Regions from separate parts of the Homo sapiens genome. Here regions 1 and 3 are each linked to region 2. The links are chromatin loops, found by intact Hi-C in ENCODE. Cell type or tissue: endothelial cell of umbilical vein. All regions are shown on one strand. Each heading gives the region's core, and the rest is flanking DNA. Links, peaks and the distances in the headings are about the cores only.

Region 1 (10,556 bases), core at 964-8,963, 400 kb after region 2:
CATCCAACAGTTAACACAAAAGCATGTTTTATCCTTGGTGTTGGATGCTGAACTGCATTGGGTTTTTTTTTTTTCCTTGCTGACTTTGCTTCCCGAATATACTTGCCTCCGTTCATACTGAAATTTGTGTGTGGGTCATGCATGAGATGTGCACAAAGTAACCGAGGGGCTGGCTGCCTGTCCTCACCCACAGAGCCAGGGCCTGCTGCCGAGGCCTGAGGGTGGGACCCATGGCTTTGCAGGAGCATCAAACGTATTTGGTTTATCCCCTTTCTGTCTCTTCTGGTAGAAAAGGGACATCAGCAATTTTGAGTATCTCATGTACCTCAACACCGCGGCTGGGAGAACCTGCAATGACTACATGCAGTACCCAGTGTTCCCCTGGGTCCTCGCAGACTACACCTCAGAGGTAAGTTCCTCACGTGGAAACCACAGCTGCCCTCAGGTGTTCGGACGTTGATAACAGAGACCCTAAGTCAGCATGCAGAGCCTCTGCTAGGAGGTTCCGTCACATGAACCTGGGTACCTGGGCCTAAAGGCTGCTGAAGCTCAGATCTCTTTTTTTTTTTTGAGATGGAGTCTTACTTCATCGCCCAGGCTGGAGTGCAAAGGCGCAATCTCTGCTCACCGCAACTTCCGCCTCCTGGGTTCAAGCGATTCTCCTGCCTCAGTCTCCTGAGTAGCTGGGATTACAGGAGTGCACCACCATGCCTGGCTAATTTTTTTTGTATTTTAGTAGAGAGGGGGTTTCACCATGTTGGCCAGGCTGGTCTCGAACTCCTGACCTCAAATGATTCTCCCGCCTCGGCCTCCCAAAGTGCTGGGATTACAGGCATGAGCCACTGTGCCCGGCCTCAGATCTCTTAACCCCACTGTGGCCTTTGGTATTTGGCTGCCTGGGTTCCTGTCCTGGATCCCCCTGTGGAATGATCAACACAACTAACATAGTTGCTAACATGAGCCCCAGGGGGCTTCCTGGCTTACTCTCCACAGTGAAGGCACCTGATGCCATCTACCAAGATGGTGCCATGGGTCAGCCCTTGTGGGGTGAGGCAGTCACAGGTGAAGTGGGCCATGGAATTTGTTCCTAAAATCAATGTGTGCAGGAGAGGGGCCTGGGAAAGAAAGGAGAGAGAGACACAGGGATACAGACACACAGAAAGGACAAGCTACTCTTGCTGTAACTTGAGTTCAGTGACAGAGATGATGGTGTCTGGGCCTCATCTGGGATCTGGACTGAGATGTGTAGTGACAGGGGAGGTTGATGGTGAGATGACAAGAACAGATCCCTCATCTCTTTTAGCCTGCACCCCTGCGCCCCAGCAGGCAGGGAAAGGATGGGGAGTAAAACTCCACAGCTGGACCAGGGTGATTTCTGTGCTTCTATGGGGACAACCAAACTATGGAGCAGTGTCCTGGCCACCCGGGCTCTGGCCATCTGGAGAGGTGCTGGGCCATATGTAAAGCACACAAGGTGGCTGAGCCACTTGTTCAGATGAGCCTGGCCAGTCCTGCGTAGGGCTGCTTGGATGGCAGACCTTCAGGATTTGGGAGAAGGAGACTCAGTCCTTTGTGACCTCTCATCCCTTCTTAAGACATTTAATGCAGCAAAACGTTTCTCACTAGCACTGGCTGCTGCTTATTGCACTAATGGTCCATCGGAGGCTGAGGCATTTCAAACACAAAACCTACTCACATGTTGCAAAGTGGTGGTTTGCAAGCCTTTTTTGTTTAGGTCATACTAGGTATTTAAAACCTTGATTATTTATCAACTTAAAAATTAGGAGATTTCTCCTTTAAAAAAATCTGGATTTCCAATATCTTTTGGAAAACGGTGAGATCTGGCAACTAGGAATTTTTCTGAGCTGGCAAGATTGTGAAAGCTGAGTGTGGGTCTCCGTGTGTCCCCTCCAGCACTCACTGGGATCTTAAGAGGGGCCATTTCACTCTTGCCCCTGCTTCTCCCTGGCTTTTGCAGGCATTTGAGATAGTGACACACTTGGCCCCCAGTGGAGCTTTGAGGATTCACTGCTAGTGGAAAGAAAGGGTTATGAGCCAGGCGCAGTGGCTTATGTCTGTAATCCTGGCACTTTGGGAGGCCGAAGCAGGAGGATTGCTTGAGCCCAGGAGTTCAAGACCAGCCTGGCCAACATAGTGAGACCCTGTCTCTATCAAAAATGCAAAAATTAGCGAGGCATGGTGGCACGCACCTGTAGTCCCAGCTACTTGGGAGGCTGAGGTGGGAGGATCACTTGAGCTCAGGAGGTCGAGGCTGCAGTGAGCCAGGACCACTCCACTCCATACCAGCCTGGGCAACAGAGCGAGATTCTGTCTCAGAAAAAAGAAAAGAAGGAGAGATACACAGGTACCTCCTCCTATAAAGAAATGCAAACCCCAGCAATTCTTGGCTCCTCTGCTAACATACAGAACCTGAAAAGAAAAAGTTTCCCAGAGCACCTGGCCCTGAAACTGGTCCTGTTTTCTCTGCAGTATATTCCAAGAGAGGGAAGGGGCGCTCACAGCATGCTTTCACTGCCCAGAAAGGAGTGAACCTCCAGGAAAAATGAGCAAGTTCCTCTCATTTCCTCCCTGAACAGATGACTTCTAACTTCCTGTAAAATCAGTTTGATTCTAAGCAAGGACCCTGAACTATTGGAGTACATAATGCAGTTTAGGAGCCAAGTGCCTCATAGACAACACGAGTTCTTTTAAAAGTGTCTTTTCAGTAGCTGGAGGCCATGTTCTGATTTGGGTCAACTTGGAACAGGTTGAGTGTGAACTCAGTCTTCCCCTCCTCTTATTTTTCATTTCTCCCTTTTTAAGTCTTTGTGGATCACTGGCTCTGGGGCCATAAAACCCCAGCCTGCCAGCTAACCACCAGAGGCAGGTCAGACCAAATGACTGTAAATCAATAAAGAGAACCATAAAACTCAAGAGCGTGGCTCCTAGGGCACAAGCGGGTCTGGGGAGTTAACTCCAGCTGCACATCTGCCTTCTAGACATTGAACTTGGCAAATCCGAAGATTTTCCGGGATCTTTCAAAGCCCATGGGGGCTCAGACCAAGGAAAGGAAGCTGAAATTTATCCAGAGGTTTAAAGAAGTTGAGAAAACTGAAGGTGAGTAGATCCAGCTTGATTTTTGGTGCAGTGTTATTCATCGGGATGCCCTAAAATGATAGTTGATAACAATTAAGGTGGTCACCTAGCCTACAAGTAATTGCATTTGAATAGAGGACTCTAACCTGGTGGTAGGAAGTGCCTGGGGAGCTTCTAGAAAATACTGATGTCCAGGCCTCACCTCTAGAAATTTGGATTTAAATAAGTCCGTGGTGTGGCACAGCCCAGGGGATTCTAACATGCAGCCTGGCTGGAGAAATATAATGCTAAGAGGTAATGACTCCATGCCTAGGGGCAGGCAATAGCAGAATAAACTAACATTTATTCAGCACTTTCTCTCTGCCAGGGGCAGGCCAGCCTGTGTTTGTATATTACAGTGGTCCATTTCAAAGAGAAGGAAAGTGAAACTCAGAGAGTTTAAGCAACTTGCTCAAGATCACAGCCTCTAAATGGCAGAGCCTGCATTTGTGTGACTCTAGCTCCCAAACTTTGTCCATCTACACGCCATCTTTAGACGTTTTGCCACATTCACGTGCCGTCTGTGATCTTATTGCCTGAATGTTTTACTTTAGGTCTGTTCACTTCCTAAACGTCAATGAATATATGTTTTTAATGCCGTTCATGAACACAGTGTAGCACACATATCTGCCACGTGTGAGTGCAGGTAAGGAAGCAGCCCTCAAGCATGTGTTTTTGTTGCAGGAGACATGACTGTCCAGTGCCACTACTACACCCACTACTCCTCGGCCATCATCGTGGCCTCCTACCTGGTCCGGATGCCACCCTTCACCCAGGCCTTCTGCGCTCTGCAGGTGAGCTGCTGCCACTCTCTGTACACACACACACACACACACACACACACATACGCCTGTATCACAAGACTAAGACCTGTGCTTGAACAAAGACAGGATGCCTCTGCTAAAAACTCAGTCATTAGCCAGTGATTCCCAGTTGACATTGGCTCCAGGATTCTGGCTCACCAGCCAAGGCAGGCTGTTCTTCCTCAGTTACACCTGCACATCTGCCCAACAAAGTCTTGCAAAATGATTCTAAAAAATAAGAAATGAGACATGAAAAAAATGATTTAACATAAATAAGATTTAGTGGAAAAAGAAAAAGCAGGAAACTTGGAGACTAGAAAGGCAGGCGGTCAAGGATTAGAAAAATAAATACGAGAAGGAACAATGAAAAGAATATGACTCAAGACATCGGAATGCATAAATCTGTACCAAGAACAAACTGAAAGGCTTCGAAGGACAAAACCAACTTACCCACCCATACGCTAACAGACCATTATACCAGCTTACGGTCGCCAGGTTTAAAATAAAAATACATGATACCTAGTTAAACTTGAATTCCAGATAAACTATAAATTATTGGTTGTTTATACAAAATTTAAGTTTAGCTGGGCCTCCTGTATTGTATATGGCCACTCTGGTGTCCAAGTGTTGCCAGGTTGGTGTCCAAGGCATGGGGGATTTCTGGGACAGAGTCTTTCATGGGCAGTGCTGTGAGGGTGCTGAGAAGTTCCTTTCCCCTCTTCCCCTCACAACCCTATCACTGGGATCCTGCTTCCAAGGAGCCCCTTTATCCCAGGGCACAGCTTTTGAACGGGGAGATAGCCCTCAGATAGGGCAGCTGGCTCGGCTGACTCTAAAGAGAATATAGCACAGGGAGTATGGGCTGCCCTGATCCAGACCCTGCAATGGTCTGACGGAGAGAAAGGCATGAGCTGGGATGGGCAACAGGCCACTGAACACACAGACTTGTTCTGACACCTAAGCCTCATCTCAGAAAAGCCTGGGTATCCCAAGAACTGTGAGTTTGGGACTGACCTCACCTGTGAGGTCACTCTTTATGGTCACTCAGAGGACCTTGACCCTGAGAGACCAAAGGCCACCCTGCATCAACACTAAAGCCAACTCTGAGCCCTGGGGCAGGAATGGGTAGGCAAGGTCAAGGCACTTTCTCCAAATAAGGAGCAAACGTCCTCCTGTCTTCCATTACTTGGCGCAGCCTTCTCCCTCCTTGACGGCATAACACGTCTAGACATTGTATAACCCCCTCTCCCTGGAAATTCACTCAAAAATAATAAATGTGCTTCCCCTGAGCCTTTCTCAGGCAAAAAGCATTTTAAGTAAGTTTGGTTTGGAGAACAAATGGTCCCAGAGCTGCACCCCATGCCAGGAATCCCATCCAGATGTTGCTCATTAATCCACAAGAAATGATGATCACCGTTGACGATGATAGTGATGGATTCCGCCACTGGTTTCTATCCTGGGAATTTAAGTGTTTAAGTGTTCAGAATGCTTTGGAGTTTCCTGTTGCCCCTTCAGGAGGCTGCATTATAACCCAAAACCCCAGCTCTACCTGTTGCTAAGGATCTTTTCACATCGGGAGGAGACAGAGTGAAATAGAAACAGTCTCAGCTGTGAGATTTACATCACAGCTCTGCCACTTAATAGATGCAAAATCTTCTGCAAGTTATTTTACCTCTGGAAATGAGGGTTAATTATGCACATCTCTCTGGACTATAGGCTGTTGAGAAGATTAAATGAGAAAATGTGCAGAGAACCCCCAGCTCAAGGCTTGATGCTACATAGGTGATCAATCACTGTTAGTTCCCTTCTTCCCTCTGCAATCAGCTAGATCTAATCTGAGCAGGTCTGAACTTGTCCAGGCTGGTCTCCTCTGGTTTAAGCTAATTTAAGGCAGTCTGGACTGCATCAAAGTATTCCAACTTAGCATGAGCTAGACCTAACAGGTGTGTTGTGAACCAACGGGATATCTGGGCTATGGCCACTTTGAAGCTAATCACTGGTTTAAGCTTATTTTAGCCAGTCTGGTCCATTGGTGACCAGGTAAAATTAGTTTGAGATGGTCTAAACCCATGTGAGAGGGTCACAACCAATTGTCCATGCTTTTAGGTGACACAAATGCAGTCATCTTACCTTGAGCCCTTTTGACTCCCATGTTGAAGTCACTGATGTAACTGAGTTTTGGGGCTCAGATCTGTCTTGGGTAGATTGACCCATCCAAGTTGGAGTCATCTGGGCTGTCTCTACATGCTTCTAAATTGGGTCTCACTTTCTTACTTTTAAATGACTCCTCTAGTGGGTCACACCTGGCCCGAGCCTTTGAACCAGCAAAAGAAAGAGCCACCTTCAGCTTTTTCCTTAGGAAAAAAGAATTTTAGCTCTCGAGAGGATGAGTATAAAGGCTACATAGTCTACCTCTGTGGGAGGACACACCAGGCTCCTCTTTGAGAGTGCTGGGGCCTTGGCAGACCTCCTTAAGAATATTCTGGCATCTTCTTGAAGTCAGGCTCTTCCCTCCATCCCATCCTGCCTCCTAGGGGGAGGCCTGTATCTTCTCCAGAGACCTTTGCTTCACTCCTGTGGTGGCTGGAAAGGAGCCTCCCATAGTCTCAGCAGCCCAAGGCACTACTCCCAACCTGGGGTAGATGATGGAGTGGGGAAGAGTGAGAGACGTGGGGAGGCTGTGGAACCCAGGCAAGGAAGCCAGAGCCAGTGGACATGTAAGAGTCAGCATGGGAGAGCACACGTCTCCATTCTGCTTTGAGCAAATGCTACCACCCGCCTATTACCACAGATAAGCCAGAGTGGAGACATACGTGGTGAGCCTGGGGCTCATGTCCCAGCATCCCCAGGGCTGCGTGTCTGACTTTGCTCAGATCGCTTTCTTTCTTAGGGTTCAGTCTCCTTGGTGAGATCAAGGAGGTGGGTAGGAGGATCACCTCTGAAGGCCTTTCCGTAACAGCTCCAATCTCTGATTGCTCATTAAGCACCTACTATGCACCTGGATGGTGCTAAGTACCTTACAGCTGTTATTTAAACTATTTTATACTTATTTGTTGTGGAAAATATGCATAATAAGAAATTTACCCTTTTAACCATTTTTAAGGGCACAGCTCAGTGTCATTAAGTGCATACACATGGTTGTGCAGCCATCGCCACCATCTGCCTCCAGAACTTTTTCATCTTCCCAAACCCAAACTCTGAAACCATGAAACAATAACTCTCCAATCGCCCCTCCCCACAGCACCCAGCAACCACTGTTCTACTTTCTGTCTCTATGAATGACTACTCTAAGCCTCTTATAAGTGGAATTATGCAATGTTTGTCCTTTTGTGACTGGCTTCTTGCACTTAGCGTAACGTCCTCAAGGTTCATCCATTGTTGCGGCATGTGTCAGTTTCCTACGGCTGAGTCTGCGCCCCTGTATTTGTAGACCACATGTTGTTTATCATTCGTCCATGGCTGGGGTGCTTCCTCCCTCTGATGACAATGAAGGGTGCTGCTGTGAACACTGCTGTGCCTCCTTGGACCCTCACAAGCTTGTGAGAGGCTGCTGTGATTAATCTCAGGATACTGAGTCTCTGGGAGGTCACATCCCTCAGGAAATGACAAGGGAGATGAGATGGGTTCTAGCCCTGGGGACACCAAGCCTAAAACACTCATGGTAAATAAAGCAAGGTGGGATCTACAGAGGTTGTCCAGAGGGGACACAGTGCTCAGAGGAAAGGGACATGTGCCATTTTCAAGGCCACATTTTCAGTAGAATAGTGGGGAGTCCCTCGTGCAGCATCACACACAGGTGCACAGGCATGCAGTGTGACATGTAGGCAGTCACCCGGTACTGCAGCAGGCATGCAGTGTGCTGGCTGCATGTGTGTGCAGCATGGCCCCTGGTGCCCCCAGTGCAGAGTGACAGGCAGCACAACAGCTCTGCCATGGAGCACCTTTGCTGTCACGTACTGTATGCCTGTGTGGCACACCCAGTGCGGTCTGCTGGGTTGCAGAGAGGCAGGCATGGAGTTCTCTGGGCACTGTGGCCCATTTACCCTGCACTGTGCAGAGACTGTGGACAGCACAGAGACCCCCTATTGCTGTGCGGTACATTCGGAACACTGGGTATAAGGAGTGTTTTATTCCCTTCAGGTTTAAGTGTTCTTAGGTTTGAGCTGGTCTTATAATTGACACATACTTATATCCTTGCTGTGTTTGTTTGTTTTTCTGTCCCAAGCCTGTTATTACAATAAGATTTTTACAATCCAGAAAATATGGTATATATATGTACTGTGTGATCTGAGCAGGTGGCACATGCAGGCAGTGTGACCAGGCATGGGTCAGCTTTGAGCTCTGTTTTCCCCACTTTCTTGGAGGTGTGAACTCGTCTGTCTGCCAGGGCAGAGGGCTTATCTCCCCCAGCAGCAGCCCCAAGATGCTGTAGTTCTTTTGTTCATTTGTTTTTTGAGACATGGTCTTGCTCTGTCACTCAGGCTAGAGTACAGTGGCATGATCATAGTTCATAGCAGCCTGGAACTCCAGGGCTCGAGCAATTTTCCTGCTTCAGCCTCCTGAGTAGCTAGGACTATAGATGTGCACCACCACTCCTGGATAATTAAACAAACAAGCAAACAAAAACAAACAAACAAAAACAAAGAAACAAAAAAAAGCACACATTTTGTAAAGACGGGGTCTTATTATGTTGCCCAAGCTGGAAAATGTTATAGTTCTTAGGAGTCTTGCCTGCCTAGAGCAAGTGTCTGTGAGTCTCCAGAAAGCTGAGTCACTAGGAGGTCAGGCCCCTGCTGGGGTCCCAGCCCAGGCACCTGTTTCTGCTCCAGTAAAAGCACCAGTTGCTCTCAGGCCTGAGATCAGACCCACCCGAGGTGGGGCCCAGCAAGGCAGCCGGCGCCCACCAAAGACACAGCAGCGGTGGCTGCTGCTGCATTTAATAAGAAACAGAGATAAAGTGCTGTGTTAATTAAGTCACAGCCCATGTGAAGTCAGCTGTTACCAGCAGTGGGGAAGGGTTTTCCGAACCACCTGAGGCGAGATGGCTGGTTTTTGTACAAGACAGATGCTAACTGCAGAGAGAATGGAGAACCGTGGGGCAGCACTTGGCCCATCCTGGCTGTTGACTTAGAAGCTCCTGGAGGGGTCAGTGCCAGGATTCTTGGTGGAGCGTGTGCCAGGGAAGGCGAGGAACCTGGAGCGTCTGTGTCTGTGCTCACACCCAGGTGGACCATGCCTGCCTCTTCACTTGCTGCCTGCAGCTCAGCCCCTGCCTCTGAGGCAAGCAACCCACCTCCTGGTACCCTAAGGCTCACATAGGGCCAGCCTACCCAATGCAGCCAGGGCTGTGGGGCTAGACATAGAAACTGCCAGCCTCCCTCTGATTACAGTGAAAGGGCATGGGATCTGTAAGGGCCCAAAGTGTGACTTGAGGAGAATCATTCAGGATCTCCAACACCGTCTGGTTTTTATCATACAGACTTGAGGAGTATTGGAAAAGCACGTGCAATAGAGACAGACAGTCCCGGGATAATCTCCTGGCTCTAGAACTTTCTAATTGGCATTATTGAACAACGGAGCCTCAGTTTCTTCATCCTTTAAAATAACCCCTAGCTGGGAGGGTGGTGAGGACTAAAGGAGATACGACATGAGCCATTTTGGCTGACCTTAGTGTCCCCTACGTGCCCACCCTCCTCCTCCTAATGCAGGCAGCGTGGTTTCAGCAAGTCTTGACGGGTTCACTCATTTAGAAAAGAGCCACCACCTACAGGAAGGAAAGCTAATGGCCACTCTGGGGTCATCCCGTCCTCTGTGAGAGCAAGACCAAGGAGGCAGCTGGACCAGTGCGTGGGCTTCCCAACGCCATGAGGGTCCTATGCCTTTAGCTTATTCAGTAGCGTGTCAGGGCCTGGCTTTTTCCTGCAGAGGCTCAGAGAATGCTGGGTCCAGCTTTCCTTTCCCCTCACACATTTGCCCCGTTACTTCTGAGGTGCTGTTGCTACCAAAAGCTGCCCTGACAGTTCAGGCTCTCCTTCCTGTTGTCATCCCACAGTCCTTCAGATTCCCCACCCTCCTACCTCTGTCCTCGCCACTGGAAGATCCCGCCTCTCCTCACTTCCCCCTGTACCCCACCTCCTACCTTCCATAACTTCTATCCCCTTCTCCTTTGGAGCTCCTGGTTGCCTTCCCCATGCACACTGAGATCAGGGCCCAAGCCCAGGATTGCTCCCTAGTTCTAATCCTAGTCTGTGAAGGGAAAAGGACACAGGGGCTGGGTTCATTTGGCACCTCTTTCTATGTGCCTGCTTCATCGCATGAGATATGTCTCTCTCTCTCTCTCTCTCTCTCTCTCTCTCACACACACACACACACACACACACACAATTGCTTTCACACCAACAGCTATCATCCAGGGTTCATAGACAAGGGCATGGGCGGTTAAAGAGATTAAGAAACTCACTTGAGTTCATCCTGCAAGTTAAGTGGGCACTGAACTTCCTGCCCAAGCCAGTCTGCTTCTGAAGCCAGTGTGCTTTCCACCGTTGCATACTGCCTCTTTGATTGGCTAAAGACAGCAGGTTAGATCAACTGATATATCAACAGGGTCCTGTAAGTGAG
Region 2 (10,556 bases), core at 1,788-9,787:
GACACGTCGGAGGTCACTGGGCCAGCCCTCTCGTCTTACACAGGGGGAAACTGAGATTCAGAGAAGGGAAGAAATCTAATCTGGTTGCCCTTGAGAGCTAGGGTCTGAGCTGAGTCTGGAAGCCACTTAAACAGGCCCCCAAGGCAGAGATGTTGTTAGTGATCAGGACTCCCTGGCTTGATCCTGGAGAACTTGACACATAAACTTGTAAATGCACGAAAGACTCAGGGCTCTGCTTTAAGCAGCCTGGCTTCTGCGCTGCCTCCCACAGGGGTCCCCGCTACTCCTGTGGCAGTGTGGTCTTTTCTGTCGACATTGCCAGGGTAGGGGTGGGGGCACAGAATAGACATTGGTGGAGATGAGCATCAGACATTACAGTTCTTGTAAGCCCCTCAGTTGGTCTACCCTGAGTGATCTTTCTAACACATAGTTTTTGTTTTATTTTTAAGGATTCAAATGTACTTTACTTTTTCCATAATGCCATATTTTAATGGGCACATGGAGCTTTTACTTGGCATCAATTATGATTTGTGTTTTAAACAATTCAGTATGACACCAGCTGGGATGATTACTGATCTCTCCATTCCGTTAGGGGTGACCCTGGCAACAGGGCACAGATTCCATCCAATTCCAATTGGTGTTGCAACATAGGTCCATACGGGCAGTAGAGAAAGAGGCTCCGCTAGCTAACATGGCATTACCATACCTGTCATGAAAATCATGTGTACATTTCTGGTGGCTCTGCCTTTCCATTGTTTGCTGAATGCTTTGAACTCTGAGGTTACTTACTGTGCCGTTGGCCAAGGGAAATCCTGAAGCTAAAGATAAAAGTGTCTCAGTCAGGGACACCTCTATCAGAGCACTCATCACACAGCATTGTGATGGGATTGGGTTGCTGTTATTAATCATAACGATTAATGATTAGAGAGCATGCAGGGAGGAGGGGAGCTTATCTAGACCAGGTACCTACTATGAGCCAGGATCTGGGTTCTCAGTGAATCCTCACCACAACCCAAGGTGCTTGGCAATATTCTCACCCCCAGTTTATGGGACATTGAGGCACGGAGCCCTCTGTGACTTGTCAAAACCCACACAGTCCCTGAGTAGCATGGCTATGCTCACATCCAGCTCTCCCTGACTCTGGCCTGGAGAGATGGGTGGTCTGGAACAGCACTGACTAGATGCTGTGAGGCCCTTGATGTCTGTTGAGAGTGTGTGGAAAATGGGCACAAACAGGAAGATGGCTCCCAGGCTTGCCTCCCCAGCTCTTCCTCGGAAGCTTCCTTTCTACATGCAGACACCAGCTTGCCTAGGCAACATCTGCATCCGCGTGTGGTGTGTCTGGCGACAATCAACCCCATGGCCCTGATTCCCATGGGACACAATGCTAGCTTTGCTACTACCATGGTCTCTGAAGACTGGTTGGAGCTGAAAACCCAAGACCTCAAAGCCATCCCTGTCCAGGCCTCCTATTGCCTGCAGGATTCCCATCTGGTGTTTGGGGAGTTGGGGGGGAGGCCCCAAGGAGCCCAGTGGGAGGGAAGGAGCATGGACCTCTGTGGGAGAGCAGAGAGCTTGCCAGGCCTCTGAATGGTACAGCTGGCCCCCGAGTCTCCTGACCCTGATCTTGAGAAATATGGGGCTCCCAGCCCAAAGCAGACAGGTGCTCCAGGATGGGGACTAGACCCAGGCCTCAGAGCAGCTGTGGTACCCTTCACCTCCTTCTGCACCAGAAAACAGAGCACTCTCCTCCTCCTCCTTTTCCTCAGATCCAGGGTGGCCATTCACGTCTTCCTCGGGCTAATCCTCAGCACTGCACACTCAGGTCCTTCCCCACAAGTAGGAATTGCTCCTGAGTGTGGGGGGCCATCGGCTCGGTGCAATGTTGTTGAAAAGGCATCCCGTCCTGGCCCCTTGTCTGGCACTTGGAAAGGGCAAGGCCAATGATGTGACACTCAGCCCTGCAGAAATACAGTCATGGACCATCTGGAGCAGTGAACATTTGACAGAGACTGGCTGTTTGTCTTCTACTCTCCCCTCTGGAAGGCACCCAAGTTCCTTTGGAGTCTCCTTGCCCCCACTAGGCGAAGTCTTGGGAGGGCTGGTCCAGATGCCAGAGTGGATAGGCCCTTCCTCACCACCCCAGTGTAGTCAGGGGTAGGCATGTAGCTTAAGCACAGATACTGAGACTTTGGGCTTTCGGCAAGTGAGCCATGCCGGGATTGCAGAGCCAGGCGAGATTCAACCTTCCCAGCACAGAGTACCACCCGCTCGCCCCTCCCAGCTCCTGGCCCCGTGACAGCCCAGCCGCTTGCCCCTTCCACAAGTGTCACTCCCATCACATCCTACCCCCTGGTTTCTGGTGAATTTCCCCTTTGCTAGAGTTAGCCAGAGCTGGCTTCTGCAACCTGCTCCAACCAGGACTCTTAATCTCCACTCCCCCGGCCCCACCCCATTTACGGTTACTCACTAGAAAGACTTATGGTTCTGGTCTCAAGCCTGCAGCCAACCCACTTGGTTCCCTTTGATAGCACCAACCCACTTGGTTCCCTTCAATAGCATTGTGCTAATTCCAGAAGACGGATTTTAGCAATGAGTTACAAAGCTTAACGGATGACCTAATTCATCTCACCAAACATGGCCGTTTTTTGGGGACAGGCCTGCTCTGGGATCTTAGCAACTCTTTTTGCCCAGAGTGCCAAAGCAGGCCTCTCCACTCCCCACCCGCTCCTTGTGGATTTAAAGGGAGGCCTAAACTTGGCCTGGGGCTGGATGCCCACATCAGCAAAAAGCCCAGGTCTGAGAGGCCCCCAGGATCAAGTCTGCAAGGAGCAGACAGCTTTCAAAGGGCTGGGAGGGGCAGGGTTTGCCAGGCAGCTGCCCTGGCAAGACAGAAGTACCAGGTGGGCAGGACCTGGGGGTCCTTGAGTCTCAGTCCCTTTGTGGGGCCTGGCTCCTTCATGCCTGCCCCGGGGGAGCTAGCCTCAGCAGGCTGAGGAAGAGCAGGGCTCTGGGGTTAGAGCTGGCTCAAGCTGCAGTTCCACCGCTCACCGGCCCTCGGATCCCAGCAAGTTACTTAGCTTGTCAGAGTCCCAGGGGCCTTGCCTGTTAGATGGGTTAGTAGAGGTTAGTCCCAGGAGTGTGGTGAGGATAAACGTGGTGTGCTCAGCTTCATTCCTTAGAAGGAACTCAGTGAATGTTTAGCCCACTAGCACTCATACACACCTTGGTCTACAACCTCAGGCACTCAACAAATATGATATTTGTTAGAAAGAATCATGTTAATTCTATCTCCAAGCCCTATGTTCCCAGGCTGGAAGGGAGCTGAGTCCCAGCTACTATTGAGATGGAGGGAAGGGGTCCTCTTTGCTGTGGTCAGGCTTACATGGGGCCTGGCAATGGGATGGGCTGTTCTTGGTCCCTCCTGGTCACCTGATGTCTTTACCTGCAGTCACTTGGGGCTGGAAGCTAGGTAGCTCTCCTGCCTTTCTTGACCATGGTGTGTCTGTCTGAGGCGGGACCCTGGTGTCTGGAGCCTGCTTTCCTGGTGGCACCATGCCTATCACCTTCCTGGGGCATTGCTGGGGGCAGGGTGACCAGTCTAGGGGAACGCCTCTTTCCCGACCCTGTCCACATCAATTATCTGGGGTGGGAGAGCAGGAGATTTCTGCTTTCTGCTGCAGAGACCTCACCTTCCCCTGAGGCAAGTGGCCTAGGGATTAAAAAGGGCCAGGAGATCAAAGCACAAACCAGCATCTTATACATTATACGGTCCTCCTCCTCTTGGAATAATAATTATTAGAATTAAAACATTGGTTATAGCTTTGCCTGCCCCCAATTAACTCAAACCTCCTCTCACTCAGTCCGCTTGTGAGGCCCATCTCATTCACCCTTCCAGGATTCTAAGTCCCCCACTATCTCTACACCAGGGGCAGCCTCTCCACCTTGGACCCTGAGCCCACTCAGCAGTGTTTTTTGCAAGCCCTCCAGATGAGGCGGAGGCTCACTAAAGCTTGAGAACCACTGCCCGACACCATTCTCCTGCCACAGAGGACAACTTTTCATTCTGGCAGAAAGCTTAACCTCCTGTTGCTTCCAATCCTTACATTAAATTCAGTTACCTATGTGCTGAGCGCCTTGGAACTAAGGTGTGAAGGAGACACACAGACCCCGTGCCCACTGTGCTTGCCCATTGCTGCTTCTGCCCAGCTGCTCTCCCTGATTCTTCACCTGGCTGACTCTCACTTAACCTTCAAAGAGCAGGGTCGTTGTCACTTTATCCTGGAAGTCCCATGCACTCCCTGCGTGCATTAGGGTCCCCTCCTCCAGGCTCACACAATTGCCTTTTTACTCTCCTCCTAGCCTTTCTCATCCTGTGAGTCAATGTCTGCCTTCCTGCCTGCTTCCTGAACTTGTTAATTCTGTGAGGGTAGGAAGGTGTCTTTCTTACTCCAAGGTAACAGATCATTATACAGAATGGCAGGACTACTGACTGTTCACCAAACCAGCCTTGCCTTCCTCCTGGAAAGAGGTGGACTCCATTTCCCAGACTCTCTTGCTCCGAGGTGTAGCCATGCAACTGCATTCTGGCCAATGGGCTGTGACGGGATGATGGGGCCACTTCCAGGCCTGGACCAACACATCTCCCAGGCATGATGGCCTCCTAGCATGGAAACAACTAGGATACTTTTGCAAGCCACAGGTTTCAGATGGCGAAACCATGAAATAGGAAGATGCTGGGAGATCAACTGCCTGCCAATCACAAGTGTTCATTTTTGACTTTATATGAAAGACAAATACATTCTTGTGTCAAGATCCTGAGATTTGGGGGTTATTCCAGCAGTTCACTTACCCTAATACAAAAAAGCTAAGCTCACTGGAGAATAAACATGAAATGGTTTTACTTTCCCAATAACTATGCCTATCACTTCCTACCTTCCCTTTGAGTCGTTGCTCACTTGGTGATTTTCCCAGGGTCCAGAGTGTGTGCCACTCTTAGTTATTCTAACAGTCTCATTAAGGATCTCTCCAATCCTTAATTCTGTTCCCTCACATCTGGTTCAAAGCTCTTTTTGTGCTGCTCCCCCAGCACTGTGGCCCTCACGGACTGGGGTGTGCTGGCATAGATAGGGGTTGCTTCTCCTAGACTCTTCCCTGAACTGCACCCTGGGCACTGGGGTGGGAAGGAGGCAGAGGGGAAATGTAGACCTTTCTTTGCTTGCCAGGCAAGGTTGCAGTTCCCTCCCTGGTGGACGGTGTTGTGAACTGGGGCAGGGGCACCCTCCCAACCAGCTCCTCTGGGCACTGGGGATCTGTTGTGCGTTCTGACCTCAAATCTCAGCTGACTTCCTGCAGGTGGCATCTTGCCTGTCTGCCCTGCACTATGAGAATTCTAGAAAGTCTGAGGGCCCATGTCATCCTCTTTTCTCCATCAGTGCCCAGGCCTGTGGTCCCACAGAGGCTTCACATTCTGCTCCTCTTGAGAACTGGATGCTTACGGCAGGAGGTGTGCCTGGCAGAACCCCATTTGCCATCAGTCCTCAGTCAGATTTTCCTTGCCTGGGTAACCATGAAAAGCAAATCTTGTGTGTAAGCAACTGTCCAAGCAAGACACAAATGCCAGTCACCCTTTCTCTCAGCCTCCCTTAAACTTTATAAGTGGTTTTCCTGCGTGTCCCCGCAGCTTCAGGGAGGAGACCGTCACCTCTGCCCAAAGCAATTGCTCCCACCTCTCAGTACGCTTTATATACTGACCATGTCGGGAAAGCAGTGGCAGGCCACAGCCACAAGAGGACAGAAGTCCCACTGGCACTAAAGCCCCCTTATAAGAGTGTTTTCTCTGTGTCTTGCTCAGTGGCTGGATGTGCAGGTTCTCAGGTGCTTTTGGAACCAGAGGTGTATGCTGTATCAAGTTCCAAGACCTCCCAGCCCAGATGGGAACAATGCTAGAATCTGTAGGAGGCCCCATATGGCCAGATGTCTGTGTTGGAGGGCAATTTTAGTGTGTGGCTTTGGAAGCCAGATGGCTTGGCCTCAAGCTCCACTCCTATCTAGCTGTGCTGGCTGAAAGGCTGGGGGTGGGCAACAGGGCCTGCACTTTCTGGCCCAGAACTGGCAGATCTCTCCACTAGATGGCACTCACAGTATAATGTTTCCTCATTTTTAATTCTACTTTGAAAACATTGTCATTTTTTATACCGTTGAATTGCACAAATAGAACTATGGCTTAAAATTTACGTAGTTAATTCTAGGCATGACCTTCCTTGGAATTCTGTCACATTTCCAAGAGTTGTCAAGTTTTTCCCCCTCTTGGGGGTGCTGGTTGGAGAGTGAGGGACCCATTGTGGTGTGACCAGTACCACAGGCCAGCACAGGCATAGCCTGGAAGTGATCCGGGGTTTGTCCTCCTTCCTCATATCCTGCCCTGATTTCCTGGCCTAGGCCCAGACCCCAGGCGGGGCTGTTAGGCTCCTTCCTGCGCCTGTTAGTTCACTGCTCACAGAGCCTGCCACCTGGCACCCTCGGAACTGTAGGAGAAGCCCCTTGTCCCCCCAGATGCACTTGCCACCCTTCACCCACCCAGCCTGGATTTCCTCTTGGTCTTTGCACATTTACCCCGGGGGCTGTGCTTGGTGCACACTGGCATGGCCCACTTGGTGATACTTCCTGCTCCTGCCCCCAGGTAACTGTGCTCAGCCTAGTGAGGATAAGTCCTTATTGTGCCTTGAGCTCAGGAAGAAAATGTCCCCAGACTCCCTAATGGCAGAGACTGACCCCTGCTCATCTCAGGGCCCTGCAAGGCTGGCTCAAAGCTGAGGTCACACGAGAGGTTTGCTGAGTTGGATGTGAATGGGTTTCTTGGCCTTCCTGTGACTGCACGTTGCTGTGGTTTAAGGTGGGTTCATCCAATCTTCTTATTCGTTTTTAGCCCCAACATGGCCTATAGCTGAAGCCTCAGTCAGCAACTGCTGTAACAGGAAGCCCACCCTTCTGGGGTCAGGCTGACCTGGGAGGGTCCAGGCTCCTGTACCTGCCAGCTGTTTGGCCTCAGGAGATTCACCTTACCCCTCTGGCCTGACATCTTCATGGGCTGTGAAGGATGGGGAGCTTTGCCAGCTGCAGCCAGAACCAAGCATGAGCTTCGAGTGCAGCCTCCCAGGTCCCATCTGAGCAGGCTGATAGGAAGCATCCTAAATCCGGAGCCCCCAGTGGGAGGGGAGCAGAGGGGACCACTCTTGGGCCCCGGGCAGCACTGGCATTGTGCTCTGCTCTGCAGATAGCTGCGCCGCACTCTGCAAAGGCTGACTGGACCGCTCACCGCCCACCACCCGTCCCGCTCTCCCTGAACTGCTCAGCAGCTGCACAAAGGCTGGAGGGCAGAGATGGGCAGCTCTGGGGAGCAGCTCGCAGGATCTGCAGGAACCTGATGCGCAGGCAGGCTACTGCTGCTGTGCTTGAGACAAAGGAGTTCAGGAACTTTCCTTCCCATAACAAAGTCCTTAGGCCCAGGTGGGGAAAATGCTAGAATCTGTAGGGGTCCTCAGATGGCCAGATGCCTGTGTTGGAGGGCAAGGTAAGTGTGTAGCCCAGAATGTCTGGGCTGAAGCCCCAACTCCGCCACTAGCTGTGTGTCTCTCTGGGGATTCTTTCTAATCTCCACGGTCTGTTTTTGTACAATAGGTCTGACGACATTCCCTATCTTAGAGGGATGTTGGGAGTATTGTGGGAGGCAGAATAATGGTCCTCAAAGATGTCCATCTTCTAATTTCTGGAACCTTGTGACTATGTTACCTTATATGGCAAAGGGTCTTCTCCTACCGCCCCCAACACCCCCAACACCACTGGCAAGAGTCAAATAAATTCTTGTAAATAGCTCTGACCCAGATAATGAACATGCACACAGGTGATGTCCCTTATCTGGCCTATGGAGCACACACTCAGTGCCTTTCTGAATTGATGGCTGGAGTGTGTTGACCTCTACCTTCTAGTTCTGGCCTTGAGTCACTACCCCTGTCCCCAGAGCCAGGGGCCACACCCCTCGCCTAGATGGCAGGGCCCTGCCTACGTCACTACTTGCATTTCTTCTCTATCTGAATAGCTGAGGCCTTTTCTCCTGGTTCCACAGTCAACCTCTGTTTTCTACTCCATACCCCAGGATCCCTTTGTTACCACCTTCTGATGTGCAGTTTTACCACAAAGATTCTTGCATTAGATGAAAAGGAATACCCAAGTGAAACCATAGGTACTTGAATTTTGCACAGGCGCGTATAGTTGGAAAGGGTGTTTCTGCACTTCAACTTTTGCCTGTGCCCCTGCGAACTCTGGTATGGACAGGACAAAGGTAGACATGCCCCTATCCCAGGCAGGATCTTCTCATACCTGTTCCCAAAGAGCCTCTACTCATGGCCTGAGCCTGGGGTGCTCCCTCAGTGGACAGCCAATAGATCATTTCTCAGGGTGGCTGGGGTGGCTTTACTGCTTTGCGACCAATCATAGATTTACTGGTTCACTGGGCCACAGTGAGGCCCTAGCACACTCAGTTCACAGCCACCACTTCCCAGGATGTCTAAATTCAGCTGACACTCTTGGTACCCTTCCCAGACTCCTCAGCACTCACTGTTCCCATCACGCTGCCAGTGGTCTCCTTCCTCAAGCATCTGCAACTGTCCCTGAAGGCTGTCTCTGTCTGCAGAGTTTTGTCCATGTGAGGGTAGGCTAGAAATGTCGGTTACTCCCCAGAAAGCAGTTCTCAAGGACTTGGGGGGTGGGAGTGGGTGGGTAGAGCCCCAGCCTCACTTCTTGGATGAGACCCCTCTGAAGCCTGTTCTGCACTGTGTCCAGAAGCCCCTGTGGGAACTGAGCTAGGATGCCTGCAGCAGCAACCCACTCACTAGCATGTCTGGGCTGGCTTTCTTCCCTTCTCTGACTCCCTTCCTCATGCCAGATCCTTGTCTCAGGCTCTGCTTCTAGGGGAGGCCAAGCTAAAGAAAACACTGGCTGACAGCAGAGCCGGCCCTGCCATGTACACTGGCTTCTCTGCAAGGCACTTTTACTTAGTGCATTAACAACGACATTGTCAAACTTGGAAGTTTAAAATATTGTTTTGTAACTGCTAACGTGACAGTAGAGCAGTTCTTTAGGAAAATTATTCCCCTTCCTCCTGCCACATCCCAATTCTCTGCCTTGGAATTTATAATCATCCTTACCTAAATATTCTTGATCTGTGCTAGTGTTTTTCCCTGGCTTTATTTCCAGGTATTGTGTTTAGATTTTCACCCTGAGATGTTCCCATTGACTAATTTCTTTCCTTGCATTTATCGTGAATTTAAAAATCCTCGTTTCGCATTACCCAAAAGCTCATTGTCCAGATAATTGATGGGACTTTCTAATTTCTTCCCCATGTGAGTATGCTGTCGATTTGGCCCACATTTCCGAGTCATGCCTGGAGACTGTGCTGTGGCTCCTGCGGGAGGAGTGTCACGAAGGTCTGCCCTTCCCAGGCCAGGGGCATGGCAACACCCCCACCAGGGCTGCAGAGCTGGAAGGTGCTCAGGCCTACCTGGGCTGATCTCAAAGAGGTGCTTCCCTGGGTCCTCGGGGCCAGGAGGAAGTTCAGTCACCTGTGTCCCTTGTAGAGAAATAAATCCCTAAAAAGGAGGCAAACACAAACACAGGGAGCATGAGATGATGGGGAGGGGACTGCTGTCGTCAGGGTCCCTGGAGAGGAGAGGTTAGGACCTGGGGCCCTCCAGGCCATGGCTGGGAAGGCTGGGCCTCAGAGAGGGGCACACACCTCCTCTCCTAGGGAGAGATGAGGCCTACTCAGAGTCCCAGGTGGATTAAGGTGGACACTGTAGTCTGCATACATGATTGGAGGAGCTCTGCCCACAGGCAGGGGGAACTCTGGAGCAGGGAGGGAGGCTCCCACCACTGGGAGCGCCTGATCCAGTGTGCCACCTAAGCCTTTCTGGGCCAGCAGGGTTTCAGGCTGGACAGGGTCAGGGAGAAGCCTGGCACTCTGGCTCCTGAGGCAACATGGGGGAAAGGATCAACAGATCTGTGTGCGTCCAGTCCTGCCACGTCTTGGCTGGGTGAGATTTCATTTCTTTACCAATGAGATAGGAGTCAGTTACCATGTACATGGTACCCCACTACAGAGAGTGCCAGGTGCCTGGGGTGCATGTGTATGCATGACAGAGGGCGGCTCCACCTGCTCTCTAGTGCTGAGGTCTGGCAGCTGGGCTGAAAGGTGCAGAAAAAAAGCATGAGGTATAGGGACGGGGAGGCTGGCTTTGAGTCCCAGCCTTGCACTTCCAGGCTGTGTGACCTCAGGTAACCCGCTCAATGTCTCTGAACCTCAGTTTCCACATCTGCACAATGGGACATGTCTCAGGAGGGTCGAGATGCCAGATTCCCATGTGGTAAGTCCTACTCAAGAGAATGAGGTGTTATAACCGCTGTGATTGACCCTTCCCCAACCCCCAGGCTAGGCAGGGCCTCCTTTATCCTCCTTCTGTATGTCAGTGACTATGAGCTGTGCTGAGGCCTTTATTTCA
Region 3 (10,556 bases), core at 1,776-9,775, 970 kb after region 2:
GAACAAACCAAATTCTAAAACTTCAATCCAAATGTTGTCTTAAAAAAACATCAGGACTAAGGTTTAAAGAAGGGAAAGATTGCCTTCATTTTTGTACAATAACATGATTCCTTCCCCACCTTAATAGTGTGCAAAGTAAGTCAAAACTCACTCTTCACTACACCCCTGCAAACTTTTCCAAGTAACAGTAAAATCAGTTTAGCAGTTCTTTGAACTATACATAATATAGGCTGAACAATCATGTAATACACATTTTATACTAGACAAATCAATGTACACAACTGCCCATACCAACACACAAAAGGGACAAAATACACATATTAATGGGAATTATCAAATATTAGTTGCCTGAGATCATATTAATAAAATAAACATGCCCTCTCCAAAACTTCAAGGAGGTCACCTACCGTGGTGCTCAAAATTCAAAACAGACCTTACTGCTCTATTGTAATATTTTTATGTTGCAAGGATCATTGTACACAGAGCAGTTTAAATCTACACCGTCTGTAAGGAAAAAGCTGTGTATCATACAGTTAAATCATTCTTAATACAGAGTGACATTTCAACCTCAAGATCATTCTCTACCTATTGCAATATCCATTTAAGAAATTCAACAACAGAGGCACAATGAGTACAATTTGATTTTTAAAAATATATTCAGGCACCAAGCTGGGTATTTAATATAGTTTGCATTCTGTAGTATGATAGGTTTTCTATTTCAGACAGCTAAGAATGCCTTACAGATTAGTCTAATTTGCTAAATTGAGATACTTGGTGTTTTACTTTTCTTATCTTCCTTTTTATGGTCTATCTGGGTAAACTTAATTGGCAAATCTGAGCAGATGAAATACCCTCAGTTAGGAGTGCAGATCTCATGGAGTAAATTAAGACTGATATAGACAATTATGCCCAGAGCCAAGAATGAAAGGTGTGTGCAGAGCAGGAAGCAGAATTAGTCTTCATTTGTGTCTCAGCTTTGTTATTTAAAAGAAGGCAATGTGCTCTCTAAGAAAACATCTTTAACCCATTTATGTCTGAGGTTACAATTTTTTGAATTTTTGCATGAAATTCATATATGTTACCTAGAAAAATTCAAGGAACAAAAATTTGAAGAGAAAAAAAAATTTATTATGTTCCATTGTTATGTGACGTTCCAAAATTGGAACACTAGGCAAAACCACTGCTACACTGTACATAATGTATAAAACTATGTTTCTTATCTCAGGAGGTGGTGACACCTGCTATTCAGTGTGATATTCAACGGAACACTTCACATGTAAGGCAACATCACATTTTTCACATCGAAAAGTTGTGTTCTTATGACATTCAGCGCATCGCGTTTGCTTTCCCTGTTTGACTATCACATGATTTATGCCATCATAACGTGAGTCAATGTTACGCTTCTGAGGTCTTCCTTTTTGGCCAGGTTCTGGAGGATGACCATGGGTCTCCAGATAATGGCATACCACACGTCGACGAAACTCCAGAAAATCCACTGGTTTCTCATCATATGTTTTATGCAATTGCCAAGCATTTTGTAAGACCAGTTCGAAACAGAACAAAAGAGGGCTTGAATACCATTTCTTTCCACGGATTGATGCCCGATACTTATCAATGTTTTCATCAGCTCTGTCTACGCCTCCCATGAACTGGTTATACACTTTGATCATGTTTGGCTGCTGAACTTGTATCTTCTTTTTCAGTTTCTGGGAGTAACGACTGACAAGACACAGGGGATGGATACCAGCACCAGATGAGGCAACAGTGACAACACTGTTATCATTCCATCTGCAGACAATATTGCCTTTGCCATCAATTCGATAATCAAATGTGCCTCTTTCTTTTTTCTTTAAAGCTACATCTGATTCCAGTGGAACTCTGTCAATGTGATCCTTTCTCACTGTACCTGTTGCCTGATGTCCCATTGAACTGAGCTTATCAAGAAGTGCAATACTGGTGAAAAAGTTATTGAATACAAAATGGTATTGTCCAGGGTGTGCCTCTGTAAGTGCCTCACTAAACTGAAGGACAAGTGACGCACCGACACCATATTCCTCATGTTTAGTATTTGGGTTTTTACCCTGATACGGCTGAAACCAGCAAATGTAGCCCAGACAGGTGGCACCACACCAAAACTTATAGCCAAACCGAATGGGCTTTCCCCGAATAAATTGTTTGCACCCGTGACGACCAAAATAAGGAACCATGAATTCATCAAAGCTGAAATATGTTTCATTTGGAACAAATTTCATGCATCTCTCATTAAGTTTGCTTATGAGAGGTCGCAATTTGGAAAATTTGTCCACTGGATCCAAATTTGCATTGTCAGCAACATGCAAATTAGAAAATATAGTTTCAAACCGGTCACGTCTCATGGCAGCACTAACCAGTACATTATGCACATCTGTTCTTTGTTCCCAAAACATACGCCTTCTAGGAACTGAGACATAACCACTCAGAAAAATAATTCCCAGAAAACATTTGAATTCAGAGCTAGTCAAGCCAAGATGTACACCTTTACTGCAAGCATATAAGTTGGAGTACTTGACAATGAGTTCAATGACCTCGTCATCAAGAAAAAGTTCAAGAATTTCTGTGGGAGTTCTCATTACGGTGAAGAAATCGTTTGGTGGTGCTGTAACTCTACCTGCTACGGGTTGTACAGTTAGGTCGGCTTTTTTCCATTTGCAAAGAATTTTTGTCATTTTCCTCCTCCTTGATGGTGGAGGTTGCTGCACAGTAAACGTAGATGGAACTTCATCAGGAGAGTCATCTTTAGGTGCGTATGAGGGATCATCTGAGTCAGACTCAGCATCAGAGCCATCTTGAATAAGATACGCAGCTGTGTGCAACAAAGAACCTGGCAGATTATTTATTGTTCCACCTTCTTCATCTCCTGATTCCTCATCAGAAACAGGTGCTGTAGCATTTTCAGGTGGTTGTATCACTATAGCACTTGCTTCTATGCTGTCATCTGTCTCTAAAAGGTCAGTTATTTCATGTAAACTTAGTGTTCGAGGCATCTTGGGACTAAAACGGAAAAAAGGTATTATTAGTCCTAGTGGTAGTGGTTTTGCCTAGTGTTCCAAAAATGGAACATGAAAAATGTCAAACCCATAACTAATGCAATAATAATACTTTCTGTATTTTCTTTTTACCGCACAATAGCATAACTAGTAGAGAAGTTATTTCTTAAAAATTACTAGTATAGGATGTAGTGCAGTAAAGTTATATGTACCTGTCTTTGGATACTCAAAAATGTTTCTGAAAACTCACATCACTTTTTGACAAGCTCCCAGCATGCCAGTATCTGTAGCAGTAACTAACTCTGTGCACCAAGTGATAACATGTACCCTCAGGAGGCAGACATGTGTGAAAAATCAGACCTTGGCAATGACCTTGAGCAGTAGGGCATGAATAACTCCCACATGCTTAGCGTTCCAATAATGGAACACTAGGCATAAATAGGTTTTAAAAGTGTAACTTTTTCTTTCAACTTATAGATTCCTAAAAGAAAATGAACACAGTCTTCTTTCTTTTTTTTTTTTCTCTCAGGCTCCAGTGATCCACCCACCTCAGCCTCCTGGGTAGCTGGGACTACAGGCGCACATCACCACACCCAGCTAACTTTTTCTATTTTTGGGGTTTCACCATGTTGCCCAGGCTGGTCTCGAACTCTTGAGCTCAAGCAATCCTCCTGCCTTGGCCTCCTAAAGTGCTGGGATTACAGGTATGAGCCATTGTGCCCGGCCAGGCTTATTTCTTGAGAAAAATGAACTCTCAGAGATGTTAAGAACATTCTTAAAATAATTGTATTTAGGTTTCTGGATAAAATCTCAAACTTTTACTAAATTCAGATTTTGGGAGAGTTTTGTTTTTTCTCTTTAATTTGGGCTTTAAAAAAAAGGCACAATCAAATCAACCTCCACATTGTGAGTTGGCCTTTGCCGAAGCACAGCCTAAAATTGCTAAATCCTCATCGGGTGCAAACCAGGATCCAACTGAAGGACAGACAGGACAATCCCAGTGCAAACAGGTGCTAGACAGAAGGGAGAAGTTCCCAGAAGACAATAAAATGGAGACAGGCTGTGAGGTTGGTGGTTCTCAGGGCACTGCCTTTAGAAGCATTTCAGGATAGGAATGGGACATTGGGTTGGAGTTGGCCCCCATCAAGTGGAGGGAGAAACCAGGCACTGAAACAATGCTTGTCCGAGTCTGCTGCAGCAAACCAAGCTGCGAGATCACTCTCATGTGTCCCACACCACCTTCAGACCCCTTCTCCTTCTCCAAGCCCTTCCACTGACTGCTGCCTTGAGCAAATGACTTCATCTCTCTGGGCTCAAAGTCCTATCTCCTGGGTGGCTGTAAGGATTAAACGAATTAACCTATATAACAAGAAGAACCACAAGAACCACTAAGTCGTACGCATTCAAACATGTCAGCCATCATTGTTCTTGTGCACCACTCCCGCCCCTGCCCCCACCTCCACTTGATGCCACCTTTGCTCAGGCCCTAAAGGCTGCAACGTTCCAAATCCACAAGACTCTCTTCATAACAGTCATTCTACTTGGCTTGACCCCTAGCATCTGAAATGCTGACAGCTCCCTCCTCAGAACAGTGGATGTGCACAACCCAACCCTCCCAAGCCAGGGTTCAATGGGGCCCTGGCCACAGAGGCCCAGTGCTCAGGGGAAGGACAATGAAGAGTATTATCTTCGCAGGAGATTATGTCTCACAGACTATTAGAAGACATTCTGTAAGACTTACACAATGAATGGAATCTTTATCACCCCTTTACATCTCAGAGTTACTCATGTAAAAAAGGTAAAAAATAGGGCACAAGAAAAACCTTTAGGATCAAAAATTTATTAAAAACCAATTATATCAACAGGCATCAAGTCTACAGATTCAGGTTACACCAGACCATGAAGTAAATTCTGTCCCCATCCACACCATACTTGCCAGGTCTTCTAGACTCCTGAGCCATCTCCCTATATCCTCATCCAAATTCCCAGATTACAGGCTTAGGTTTTTGGTTTGGTTTTCAGTCCAATGGAGGTGGGGGCAGCTATGTGTTGATTTTTGGCACCACCCTGTGGTCATACCTAAATATTGCACCTTCTACTCAATCCCACAAAGGGAAGGAAACATGTATGTAGAGGGCCCAGCCGACTTCAAATCTCAGCTCTACTTCACAGTAAAACTGTGGGCAAGCCAATTAACTGGAGGGGCCGTGATTATAACCATGTAAAGATGTGTATTCACAGAACCAAAGACTGGAATGACATGTAGAAAATAAAAACATAAAAGAGGTCATTTTTTCATCTTAATATTGTTGTCATACTTTTACAATAAAAATAGGGACTCATCAGAAGTGCTGAAAGGTGGCGAGGGAGCCTTCAAACCATGCAGAGGAACCAACTCAAATCCACTTCAGGCTATGCATTTAGCAGCTTAGCCCAATGCACCAGGTCATCTGAGGAGACTCAGGCACCGCCTACTGAAGAGTCCGTTTCTGAACTCCCCACTATGTTTCCCTGATCGGGGTGGGCATGGGTCGGGGATTTATCCCAGAGGCAATTATTTGCTGAGTGTGGGCCATAGTAAAGAAAAAAGCATTACATTCTCAAGCCTCAACATCCTTACCAACAATGCTTCCCAACTGCCTCAAAGCTCTCCTAAATGAGAACATAGTTCTTTCTGAGCAAGGTCCTGTGGACCATGAAGAATGTCACCAAGCTCCCCTCAGAGTCAGCGGGAGCTCAGCCAAAGCACAAGTGCAGTGCCCAGCTCCTCCCACTCTGCACCTGCTGCCTCAGACTCCCCACGCTGAGCCCAGGCCCCTACCCTCTGAAGGTGTTTCCCATGTGATTCTGACACACACACCCCACAAGAACCAGATGATCTATGACATACAGCATTTAGCTAAGGCTCCCTGCCAGGCCCTCCCCTGTGTACATACAACTGTGCAGGGCACATAAAAGAGGATTTTTGAGAAACTGATATACAAACTGCATCAGCCAAAAGCTGCAGCCCCAAAAAAGAGAAATACATAAGACTGACTTATTTCCATCCCTAGCTCCCAAACCTGACAGTGATCAGAGCCATCTGGGAACATTTTTTAAAAGTCCTGCCCGGTGACCCCACGCTACACTTCCTAAGTCAGCGTCTCCAGTGTTAGGGGCTCCCAGTGACACTGCATAATCAGTCTGTGGGTGGGGAAGCTTTGCTCTCGTCTGTGCTCGTTGCCCTCACTGTAGTCTGCGAGGGCAGCAACTTAAATAGTAACTGCCGATACATGAAAATAGAGTAAGAACTTGGGGGAATGAGTTTAAGTCAAATGATAAACACTAACCCTAGTCCTGCCAGCAAGAAGAGACAAAAACATATCTGGAAATGCATTTTCTCACTCAGGATGCAACCCATCTATGCCCTGCAGCCTGACCAAGCAGTGCTGACCACTGCTGGACAAAGAGGCAGGAGTCAGTGACATCTGTTTTATTATGTCAAGGCTGGCAAATACCTAGCATGAATGTTGCTAGTTCCCCACTGTGCCTATGATAGACATCACTAAGGAACTGCACACTCTTCCCAATCCACCCAAACAGGGCCTCGGAGCCCCCTGAATAGACTACCACTCCCCAGAAATCAGAGCTGGCTGGAAAGTGAAGCCCACCTGCCCTCCCTGTCCTCAGCCTCTCTGCACATTGTGGCATCACACCAACCTCCAAGGCAATCCAAATGAGAACCCTGAGGAAATAATGTGCCTCCAAAGCAAAGCAAATTCCTTCCCTTCTCAATGATGCACCTGGAGTTTAGGGGCAAATGCGTAACATTGTTAATTTGGATAAGGGTCATATTAATATATCTGAGCCACCCAACAAGACAAGGCCCTGCACTGGATGAACTTCCCCAACAGTCTCTCCCAAATGCCTCAGTCTGAATTCATTATTCCCTTCACACTTGGTTAGGTCCTATTTGTGCCCAAGTCTATTAACAGACTGCAAATTTTTTGCCAGAAACCCTTGAAGCCAGTCCAAGGATGCAGACATGCATTGTTGACATGAAAGCAAAGATAAAGCTATGGAGGCTTACCTCGAATATGGCAACTGGGAAGTGAATCAATAACATGGAGGTAACAAGGACTGGGGACAAGCGACCTGATCTTTATCACCCTGAAGGGGAAAGGTTCACATGAAATGTTTGGTCTTCTGGGCCACACAGGGCTGTCTTGGCTGCACAGCCTGTACTAGGTAAGCAGCATGTAGGTGCTCACCGGGAACCCACATCACTCAAACACTGAAGGTGTGTTAGTCCTAATCTTTATTTGGCACCCGGAGCTCCCAGGCCCACAATGTGCAAAGCAGTAGTATATTTTAAGAAAGCACTAGACCTCACAACCAACAGCCATAAGCAAATGGAAACCGTGGTAGCACAAAGTAAAATGAAAAAATAATGTATGTTTTACAAGACCTGTATACCACTGACCATAGAACCGACAGAACATTTACTTCTAAGCAGTGGCTCATCCATCCTGTATGACATGAAAGGGTATGAAAACCAGGGAACCCACTGAGGAGTCAGCCTCCAGATACAGTTCAGTGCAGAGGAGGAGGCAGGAGAAACACATGAGAAGGGGGAATACACGGTTTGAAAAATGGTTAAAACTTCAAAGACTGAGCTGAGGGCTTGAGCCAAATGAAGGAAAGCAGGATCCAAAGGGCGACTGCCCAGTTCCATTAAAAAAGCTATGGAAAGGGCTTGACGGAAAATTCCTAGTAAGTATCAGCTAAAACAAAGGCACCTAGTTAGGGTGAACCTAGTGCCAGTGAAAGGCCGATGGCTCTCAAGCTGAGAGAATAAAGAGGATGAGATATCCAGAAGTCACCCACTCTCACTTCCTAGAGTTGAAAAGAGCATTATAATTAACAGGCTATACCCTCAGTAAAAGGTGTTAAGTTCAGCAAAGGGTGCCTACCCTGGGAACTACTCCTAAATTCTAACCACTAAAAAAAAACTAATTTTCTATGTTGTAAACTCTATGACTTTATTCTAATCATCCATCGTCAAACCACTGCTAAGACAAGCAACCCTAAAGGTCTTTCTGTTTCTCAAGGGAATAGCATTACCATTTCAATTAGTCTACAAAGATCAGCAATGAGTAACAAAATATAGAGAGACTGGCAGTTCTAATATGCTTCTCAATCCTGAGCATTTTATTTTCTTTCATCCCCCAAACCAAACAGCACCAAAGGAGATGTAATAACAAATATTTCAATGTGGATATCTGCAGTTTAACAGCCTTAATAACTGTAGCTATAAAATGTTAAGAGCTATCGTATTTTGGTGGCAATTAAGAGTTATTGATATTTCTGAAATTCATTTGAGATTTCACTGTAGCTTTAGCAAAATATTGGCTCTGGAAATAATAAATTGTTTTACAATCTTAACATTATTAAGAAAAACTTATTGCCATCAAATTAACTAAACCCACATTTAAAATTCAATCAAAATAAATTGCTCTTGATCAAAATACTGATATATTTTAAACATATTTAATATTGACCCAATTTAATTGGAAAAATATATATTGCTCCATTTATAATCAATATGTTGAGATTAACACTTTTATTAATTCCTTGCAGTAGTTAAGAAAAAGTCTGACACCGCTCACTGTTCAAGAGTACTGGGCAACATTCCTCAAACAACTTCACAGGTAATAAACGTGCACAGAAACGAAAGCTGTGCTGAGGGATGACAAATATAAGCCAGCCCTCATCTGTGCATTACTACATAAGGTGCTACTAGAATGTGAGTGCCGCAACTCTAAAGAACAGGATTTAAGTCACAGGTCCTCAAATTACTGTTTAAAAGAATTGACACATCTATTTCGGAAAGGTTATGGAATGTCTGTAGTGTCTGGACGGGGGTTAATGAGCAGTTCTAAGTAACAAGAAAAAACACCAGGTCAACCTTCACTCACAAAGGCCAATAAATACAACAAACTAGGTCTCTTCACCTTGAGAAATAAGAAAAAACTGTTGAGGATTGGGAAAAAGCCATCCCACTATCAAGTATTTTAAAAGTAATAAGGTTCCTTTTTCCCTTTGACTTCCTTAGAGCTAAGTGAGCTCTAAGTCAAGGAGACTTGAAATGCGCGGCAGTAGCACAGTGTTCAGTGGGCCACCATGGGGAGGCCTGCAATACAGATTATTTTTCCTGGCTCTCAGAAAACGTGTGGCAATATGCAATTCAGACTTCATGTTTCACATGTTCACCTTCCCTTTTATGGTGCTTGCTTTATACAATGACAATGTCATGGAGCTAAAAGCCAAAGTCAGTCTCTAACATAAAAAACAACAGTGAAAAGAAAGGTATGCTGTGCATACAAAGTACACTTTTTGCATGATGGTGGCTTATAATTATGCAGATGACTATTTTCTCAAGACAAAGGAAGGATTTACAAAAGCAAGCTTATTCTTTCTATGCCAAAGCTTAAGTTTCAGCTCTTTTTTGAAGAAAAGTTCTCTAAAATTACTTTCCTGCTTCAAAAGGGAAAACAGAAACCCCTATCCAGTATGCATTAATTCACCCTTTTCTTTTTCCTGATACTCATTCTAGGGTGACTGTCGGTATAAAGGCGACACAGCTCACACTCAGCCCTCTGTATGCCTCTTGCCCCAGCCTTCCCTTAAGTTTTTCATCTTAGACTTGCCTCCAAATCCAACTAAAGACCTAGAAGTACATGCATTTGGGGCCAGCATCATTAAGGACTCAGGGGCCCCACTGCTTCTAGCAGGTTAAGGCTGCAGAAATCCAACCTCTGTATAATCGGGGGGGTCTAATATATTAAGCTGGATCTAGAATGCTTACATATTAATAAACCTGTCACCTAAGATAAAGCAAACAGTACAATGTATTTATAATCCCCACAGACCGACCTTAACCGCTGCTTATAATAATCTTCATCTCCATCATCTCGGTATCTTCCCACTTTCCGACCTCCTCCTCCTCCTTCTCCTACAGAAGCAGCTTCAGCTTCTTCCCCAGAACTTGGGAAAAAGTCATCATCAATCTCCTGCACTGGCACTTTCTTCTGCCGTTTCCCGCCCTTGGGCAGAGGCTTCAGCTCATAGTCAGTACCATCTCCAGACAGGTCCGCCTCTGCCCCCTCCACCTCGTCATCTTCCTCCTCTTCCTCCTCCTCTGTGGGGAAATACTCAGACTCTTCACCCTCAGAGTCTCCCTCTGCCTCTGGCCTCATGTCTGACTCCCAAGGTCTCCTTGCCTTTGGCAATCCCACTTTCCCCTGGAACTGCAAAGCCCTCTTCTGGAGTTTCTTGATGTGCTTTTTCAAACGCTCCTCTTTTTTGGACAGAACTCTGGCTTTCTTGTTTGGTTTGTTTTTATTTTGCACTGGGGCTGGAGGCGTGACTGGGGCTGGAGCTTTTCTAGCTGCTCTTTTATTACAACCTTGCTTCTTCCTTTCAAAAGACAGTTTTGCTTGATCTGCCAAATACTTTTCGAAGCCTGATGCTTCATTAAGCATGATTTTT

The links. Peaks named below come from ENCODE experiments on the same cell type or tissue, not always from the same donor. Only the 100,000 strongest peaks of a DNase experiment are listed, where the experiment ranks them.
Region 1: it touches region 2 in a loop (15-fold over the local background); 2 of 110 quality-filtered maps call a loop at or near these places.
Region 3: a loop joins it to region 2, with 3 times the contacts of the local background. A loop is called at or near these places in 10 of 110 quality-filtered maps.

The regions. Positions count from the first base shown.
Region 1 is chr10:48,943,041-48,953,596 of GRCh38, forward strand. WDFY4 (WDFY family member 4) reads left to right here. Exons shown (of 62, transcript NM_001394531.1): 49 at 290-409; 50 at 3,000-3,117; 51 at 3,820-3,929. Among named protein-coding and RNA genes, the nearest start is that of LRRC18, 8.5 kb to the left of the region's middle. RefSeq lists enhancers at 5,353-6,552, 9,094-9,593. In endothelial cell of umbilical vein, for the core only: no CTCF peak of the experiment used is centred there; DNase peaks (open chromatin) are centred at 2,631 and 4,171; H3K27ac peaks cover 2,889 bases.
Region 2 is chr10:48,545,904-48,556,459 of GRCh38, forward strand. It overlaps ARHGAP22 (Rho GTPase activating protein 22), which reads right to left. Exons shown (of 10, transcript NM_021226.4): 3 at 9,560-9,647. Among named protein-coding and RNA genes, the nearest start is that of ARHGAP22-IT1, 40 kb to the left of the region's middle. RefSeq lists an enhancer at 9,539-10,039. In endothelial cell of umbilical vein, for the core only: a CTCF peak has its summit at 6,107 (motif pointing right); DNase peaks (open chromatin) are centred at 4,388 and 6,168; H3K27ac peaks cover 2,925 bases.
Region 3 is chr10:49,514,092-49,524,647 of GRCh38, forward strand. ERCC6 (ERCC excision repair 6, chromatin remodeling factor) reads right to left here. Exons shown (of 21, transcript NM_000124.4): 5 at 9,942-10,556. PGBD3 (piggyBac transposable element derived 3) reads right to left here and starts at 10,190. Exons shown (of 2, transcript NM_170753.3): 1 at 9,942-10,190; 2 at 1,014-3,030. The coding sequence starts at 3,023. The coding sequence ends at 1,242. In endothelial cell of umbilical vein, for the core only: a CTCF peak has its summit at 5,102 (motif pointing left); a DNase peak (open chromatin) is centred at 5,100.